Linked DNA regions of Homo sapiens: all the other regions are linked to region 1. Evidence: chromatin loops called from intact Hi-C (ENCODE). Cell type or tissue: endothelial cell of umbilical vein. All regions are shown on one strand.

Region 1 (2,500 bases):
AGCATGCTAAAAAGACAAGACATTCCCATTCACCAGCATACATACCCCTGACACAAGAAATGAGTGCTGTCTATGTGAGGCTTGACTCTGGTGTATCAGACAGAGCCCAGTTTCTAGAGTTTATATTGACACAGTTTGCTCAAAGAATCATATTCTTCTACATGAACTGATCTACTCGGTGGGAAAAGGTTTGCATGCCGATGTGTGAGTGACCACTTAGGAAAAATATAAAGCATCTTGTCTTTGCCCTAAAAAACAGAAAATGCAGAACACTTTTCCTGTTCTTTAAGACAACATTCTCAGGACTTGTGTACTGTCTATGTGCTCAGGAATGAAAACCTATTAGAAAAGGAGAGAAAACACAGGGGAGATATGAGGGAGACATGTTTTATATGTTTTAAAGTATAAGTACCAGTAATTTATTTTTTTACCTGATATTCAACTTTTTTTTTTTTTTTTTTGAGGCAAAGTCTCGCCCTGTCACTCAGGGTTCAAGCGATTCTCCTGCCTCAGCCTCCCGAATAGCTGGGACTACAGGTGCCCACCACCACACCTGGCTAATTTTTTCTATTTTTAGTAAGGATGGGGTTTCACCATGTCCTGGCTGGCCTCAAACTCCTGACCTCGCCTCAAGTGATCCTCCCTTCTCGGCCTCCCAAAGTGCTGGGATTACAGACGTGAGCCACTGCACACAGCCTCTGATGTTCAACTTTTTGATAAGTAGTGAATAGAAAGCAGACAGGGGTGTTTTGAAGGTGTGATGGTTGTTTTCTGTCTGCCTACAAGAGTGGAATCCTTGGCTCACGCCTGTAATCCCAGCACTTGGGGAGGCTGATGTGGGTGGATCGCAAGGTCAAGAGATGGAGACCATCCTGGTTAACACGATGAAACCCCGTCTCTACTAAAAATACAAAAAAATTAGCCGGGCGTGGTGGCGGGTGCCTGTAGTCCCAGCTACTTGGGAGGCTGAGGCAGGAGAATGGCGTGAACCCGGGAGGCAGAGCTTGCACTGAGCCGAGATCGTGCCACTGCACTCCAGCCTGGGTGACAGAGCAAGACTCCGTCTCAAAAAAAAAAAAAAAAAAAAAAGAATGGAATCCTGCCTGGCAAAGGATGGAAGGGATCTCTGAGGTCAAACTGATGACAGTTACATTAATTAATCACTTGTGTAAAAATGGGAAGAAGTAGAAATCAAGTATGTTTCAGAAAGTGTCCCTCTTTCCTTTGCTGTATCTCTTAGTACCCTCTAGTGGTGTCAGCCTAACATTTTCTTACATGTAACGTGATCCTGACAGACATGTTCAGCGTTTGCAAGCCACGTCTCTATATACTTATGTATGAGGTAATCAACTAAAAATCAACAAACATTTTTTATCAAATTCCAACCTCCTAGCTTCTATCTAAGATATTGGATTGGTGGGAAAGGCCATTATTACTCATTTTATTCCTAAGACTAAAGAGTTATACTTCTTCACTATTTCTCCTACCTCAGAGCTGACTTTTGAGAAGAAACACTTTAGCTATGTTGGCAATTTGTGGCATAGGAATATATCACATTTTAATTAAGCATCACATATATTTGAAGACTTGTTCACACATATAAAGAAGTTCCATTCTAAGGCTGTCCCTGCCAAATGACAAATACTTGGTAATCACCAAATTGGTATTGTGGGAGTGGGTTAGTGACTACTCATCAAGCTTTTCATGAAAACCCCAGATTTATAGCCTCTTAATTTGTTCTGAACCCTTGCCCTGAATATATTAATTCACCTTCTAATTTTTTTTTTTGCAAATATGGTCAACATGTCTTTCTGCTTTATGAAAATGTCAGAGATGAGTATAAAGATAGGTCAATAACCACCCGGGAAAAAACCCAAGAAATCTAAACACCAGTAACTTGCAAAGGAAGCTTCTATGTATAATATAGAGTCGTGTGCATCTCATGCTGTTTCACTAAAAAATTCCTATAAACAGAAGAGAATTCTTACCTGAAAGTCCATGAGTATAACCTGGTGAAGATTACCTTTTACCTTCAGATTTTAGGTACATACAAGTTATATTTTTAAGGAAGACTTTTCAGATTATGAAAGTGCCAAGACATGCTTAGTGTAAAAATTTTAAAAAGTACCAAAAAAAATGAAGAAAATGCTAATCCTAAAAACCATAAAACTTGGATCTACTTCCCTCCAACCTTCTTTTCTGTGTGTATTGTAGTATAATGGAGATTATATTCTATATTATAATTTGTGCCTGTGTTTTTTTAACAAATAAGCATTTTCCTATCTTGTTAATGATTATATGCTGTGCTGTATGTATAATTCATTGTTTTGTGTTATTATTGCCAGTCACTTAAGTTTAGGCAGTCATATTAATTACCCATGTTTTTAGCCTTTTGAATTATTTTTCCTATAATTTGATAATATTTTCACTATAAACAAATGTATCTTCCTGAAAGTGAATTAACATAACTAGACTCACAAAAGGTATAAGTAATTTGTAA
Region 2 (2,500 bases), 56 kb before region 1:
TGGGTTGTAAATTTAGCACATTTCTCCAGGATTACTTATTCGTAAGACACATCCTGAAATGATAAGGCTTTCCATGTTAATGTAGTGAATAATTCACAAAGGAGGAATTCCATTTGTGTTTTTAACTTGTAAAACATCACCTCAATCTGTGCGTAAAAATATAGTTAGCGTGAGCCTATATCTGTGTGATTACATCTCACCAGAAAGCAGAACCTAACAGTCATAGACAAGGATTTTCTGAATGCTGATCTCATCCTATTCCATGTGATTCTCTTCAGTGTGGCCTTTTGGTGTGGGAGAGAGAAGATCTTTCCTCTACCTTCTTTTCCTGTAGGCATTTCCTACATCCAGGTGAGACCCTATGGTGTTCAGTGGTCTCTTGGGTGAGAGCCCTGAGTATGGCCACAGAGATCTCTCAGATGGAGTTTCTGGCTGCACATCGAAGCCTCTTCATAGTTAAATAACTGAAGGGCATATGTAGAACTTTGAGTCTTGTTATAACTGTGACTTCATCTCTTGTAGCTTATTCTTATACTGTGCAGACCCAGTTTCAAGACACACACAGTGTTGTGGTACCACCTACACTACCATTTATTTAAACAATTTGGATGGCTTATGCTGCTCTTGGCTGTGGACCTGCAAAAACAAAGCCATGGGATAAAGCGGCCTGAATCATGTAATGAAAACCTTGTACCTTTCTGGAGGCCCTGTTGAGAAAAAATGATTTATTTTTGCCCTACCAAATAAAACATTCTAGGAATCCAAGGTGAAAATTGGATTTTAACTGCTACTAACATTTTAAGCATATAAAATCAGCAAGTGTTGAGTGTTTCGCTTGATTAGGAGATGAACCTAAAGAGTCCAGTACAAGAATGATCTGCATATGATGTGAACTGGTGTCTTACATAAATTTTATAAAACTGGAAATAAACCCTAAGCATGCTTTGGCAGCCAGGTTGCAACGGTGGGGACCTCTGTGTTTTTACAGAATCATTTTGTTCCCAGTCTTAGGCCTGGGTCATTGTTCGCCTTTCCTCCCTTCAGTCCTTCATATTTCAGGGTTACACGTTTTGTGATTAAGCTCAAGGAGTATGGAAACTACCTGATTCCAGCCCCAAATATGTGCCTGTCTTCTCTAAGGTTCCCGTTTGTTCTCACGTTGGATCTGTCTCTCCCTCTTCTTCTCCCCACTCTGCGTGTACGTGCCTGTGCATGTTTGTTTCGTCATCTCTGTGACTACCTACCCACCTACCACTTTATCACTCTTTTTTTGGTCCAGTCTTCCCCCGTGTCTGAGACTGTTCATCTGTGGCCCTGCCGCTGTTCCAACCTCGGGGACTTTCCCTCACTGCACGTGGTTAAACACTTTGCTGAGAGCCCTGTCTTCAAACAGACTTCCCCAGGTCATTGTGTTGGTATCTGGCACACAACGTCACTCATTGTTTATCCAGTTGTGTTGTTTTATAAGAGAGTTTCTTTATCTCAAGGAATGCGTGTCACGTGTCTGCAGGAGTTACTGCCCCGGTTTCAAGAGATGTGATGGTCTTGGGCTTTACTGACTTACACTAGGGCTTTTTTCAGTGCCTTCCCCAGAATTACGTGTTTTTTCAAGTTCATCTAAAAAAAAAAAAAGCAATTGTTTTGGTATGCCTAGTTTTGCTTAACTCAGAATGTCTTTAACACCTGCTTTTATATTAGGGAAGTTCATTTTGTCTCGTAGGGTCGTTTCTTATGGAGTCTGGTACTTTCGAGAGGGCAATTAGACTAACCTGTTTGATTGACAGGACCGTTTACAATCTACTCCACTCACACGCCTTCTACTCCCTGGGGAATCCGACAAACATTTGGGGCCTCAAATGGGACATCTGGAGTAGGGAGCTTTTATCTATAATAATAATAATAATGATAATGGTAATGATAGCTGACACATGTAAGTGCTCAGCTATAATGTTCAGCATTGCACATGCCTTTTTTCTTTCATGTTTCATGACCCTAGGAGAAAGATACTATTATGCACTCTACGTTATGGGTAGGAAAATGTCTAAGATAATGCGTGTAAGAAGTCCTACAGTCAGAATTCATTCTCAGGCCTCTCTAACTCCTGAGTCACATTTTTAATCACTATCATATACTGCTGTTGGAGAGCACACAGCATCCTGTTGAAATCATTAAAAATAATAAAACCTTAGAACATCAAAGCTATGATGTAACTAAAACTTAGCTGAGCCTTCTGTGGTTTGGTCTTGTTTTACAATTTGGATATGTAGTTACTTAGCGCCTCAGTCAGAATGTTGCATGCTTGGACCTGGCAGAAAAGAAACGCTGCCCCTGGAGGCCTGCCAGGTGACTGGTGTCTACTACTTGCTGTCCTTCTGAGGGCCACCACCTGCCTGGACCTTCTGTCACCACACTCTGCTCACTAGCCTGGGGTATGGATGCTAAACTTCCATTGGTTTTCTTTTGTTTTTTGTTTTTTTTTTTTGAGATAGAGTCTCGCTCT
Region 3 (2,500 bases), 720 kb before region 1:
CTGATAACTAATTATATATTTATATATTTATATTTATGTTTACTTAATTATATATGTACTTATATGCTTATATTAAGCTGTGTTTTCCTGAAAACAATCCATATTTAATATCATTTAGGAGGCATGCTACCGTTTAACCTACTGACTATAAGTTACATCATTTTATCTCTACTAAAAAAAAAAAACAAACAAAAAACAAAATTAGCCAGATGTGGTGGCACATGCCTGTAATCCCAGCTACTTGGGAGGCTGAGGCAGGAGAATCGCTTGAACCCAGGAGGGGGAGGTTGCGGTGAGCCGAGATGGCACCACTGCACTCCAGCCTGGGTGACAAGAGTGAAACTCTGTCTCAAAAAAAAAAAAAAAAAAAAAAAAAAAAAAAAAAAAAGATAAATTCCTGATATTTCATCTTTTTGAATTTACTGTTTCTAGCAAAAGATTTTTGTGACTAACAGTAGTTTTCCTACTCTTTTGACCTCTTTTTGTAGATCTTAAAATGGGTGGAGAGGAAAATTTAGATACGTAAATGAATGGAGACTTATTTTTTTATTTTATTTTTGAGACAGAGTCTCATTCTGTCGCCCAGGCTGGAGTGCAGTGATATGATCTTGGCTCACAGCAACCTCCGCCTCTCGGGTTCAAGCAGTTCTCATGCCTCAGCCACCCGAGTAGCTGGGACTGCAGGCACCCGCCACCCACCCTGCTAATTTTTTTTGTATTTTGAGTAAAGACAGGGTTTCACCACGTTGGCCAGGCCGGTCTCGAACTCCTGACCTCAAGTGATCCGCTCACCTCGGCCTCCCAAAGTGGTGGGATTACAGACAGGCATGAGCCACAACCCAGCCTGTAAATGAATGGAGACTTTAAAAAAAAGCGTTTGGTGGCATTACAGCAGAAACATAAATCTTCATATTTAGGCTAAATTAATCAGATTTATCAAAGGTTAACATTATGGTTCCAGTTACTCAAAATAGTAAGTTTGATGCTTTAATAATTTGTTTCTTATTGCTTACTAAAATAAAGACATCTGTTAGTGTTCTAGATAGGAAAATATATTATTTGTTCATTTTAATTTCTTTCTCAACATTTTCACTTCCACTTTTCATAAGAAATGGTATTCTGAAAGTTGCGTTTTGTAGGCCACAATCATTTTTTCTCTAGCCCTTGTATAGTATGGAGTTACCCCTCTGGCCACTAGATGGAGATCCTGTTTCATTTTAAGAAGTATTTGGTAATATTCACATGTTAATGTTAACAGGCAGAATGTTACTTTAGAGACCCTCACCTATTTTAGAAAATAGTATGTTCCTTTTTTGAGAAGAGAGCATATTAAGTCTCAGCACACATTAAATTATTTGCCATTAACTTAGTGGGGTATGCTACAAATTCTTATTGAAATAAATCTTTACCTTTTTAATAGTGGTCTTATTATATGGGGATGAATATTCTTTCAGATTATCAAGGGAAATTGCTGTTATCTGGGTTAATCTGACAATTCACAGATTAGAAAAGAACAAATGAAATCTAGAGAAATGTATTCAGTTGCTCAAGTTTAACTGGTTAGTAACGTGGTGATTATTAAACTCACTTATTTTCAAGTTGAAAAGCAAGATATAAATGGATTTTGTCATTATGAAAAATAAAAATGAGTAAGTGATGTGTTAGAGTAAGGTAGACATGAGAGAGCAGGCACAGGACTTCATTGGGAAAATTATAAAGTATCTACTGAATTGGCTGGTTATCTTAGTTAAATGATGTTATATACTAGGATTAAAATTTTTAATTTCCCTAATATTGGTTTGACAGTTTTATAACAAACTATAATGTGTCAAAACCCATTACTGCATTTTGATATACCATCTGATTTTTCTCACAGTGTATTTTGTATGTTTAAAGCTCTTTTTTTTTTACTTTATGTTACCTTTGGATATGTTTCTTTAAGAGTAGGTATTTAATTTCATAAGTATACTGTTTGAGAATAAGGTTAATTCTGTTGTCACGACAAATATCTTAATTTAAATATGACCATATTTATTAAATTTGAATTACTTAGTAGTTACATCAAAGTAAATGTGCAGTTGGAAACCTAGCCATCTTGCTAGGTCTCAGGGCTCTCCAAATTAAAAAGGACATAGAAATTGTATTAGTGCTCTTACAGGAAAAGATAAGGTTTGATACCAATAGAAAATACATAATTTTTATTATTTATAAAAATACTTTATTTTGTTGATATACACTGCCTGAGAAACAAATAATGAAAAATTGTCGAGCTGTCGTAACATGATACTTAACTGTATATCCTTATTTATAGTTTTCATGGTAATAGTTCATATGAAACTGTCAAATTATGCCATTTCTTTGTACTGTTTTAATAAAGAGTCTGGGAGCTGTGGTGGTGGTTCATGCCTGTAATCCCTTTGGGAGGCCAAGATGAGAGGATTGCTTATGCCCACGAGTTTGAGATCAGCCTTGGCAACACAGTGAGACTTCATCTCTATTA

Evidence for each region. A loop is a pair of places that touch in the nucleus more often than their neighbours do. Peaks named below come from ENCODE experiments on the same cell type or tissue, not always from the same donor. Only the 100,000 strongest peaks of a DNase experiment are listed, where the experiment ranks them.
Region 2: a loop joins it to region 1, with 2.1 times the contacts of the local background. A loop is called at or near these places in 7 of 110 quality-filtered maps.
Region 3: a loop joins it to region 1, with 4 times the contacts of the local background. A loop is called at or near these places in 4 of 110 quality-filtered maps.

What each region holds. Positions count from the first base shown.
Region 1 is chr2:33,269,523-33,272,022 of GRCh38, forward strand. All of the region lies in intron 15 of LTBP1 (latent transforming growth factor beta binding protein 1), which reads left to right. Among named protein-coding and RNA genes, the nearest start is that of MIR4430, 150 kb to the right of the region's middle. In endothelial cell of umbilical vein, a CTCF peak has its summit at 1,248 (motif pointing left); a DNase peak (open chromatin) is centred at 1,269; H3K27ac peaks cover 229 bases.
Region 2 is chr2:33,213,254-33,215,753 of GRCh38, forward strand. The region is part of intron 7 of LTBP1 (latent transforming growth factor beta binding protein 1); the gene reads left to right. Among named protein-coding and RNA genes, the nearest start is that of MIR4430, 200 kb to the right of the region's middle. In endothelial cell of umbilical vein, no CTCF peak of the experiment used is centred here; DNase peaks (open chromatin) are centred at 1,438 and 2,158; H3K27ac peaks cover 2,453 bases.
Region 3 is chr2:32,552,847-32,555,346 of GRCh38, forward strand. All of the region lies in intron 65 of BIRC6 (baculoviral IAP repeat containing 6), which reads left to right. Among named protein-coding and RNA genes, the nearest start is that of BIRC6-AS2, 21 kb to the right of the region's middle. In endothelial cell of umbilical vein, a CTCF peak has its summit at 1,203 (motif pointing right); a DNase peak (open chromatin) is centred at 1,195.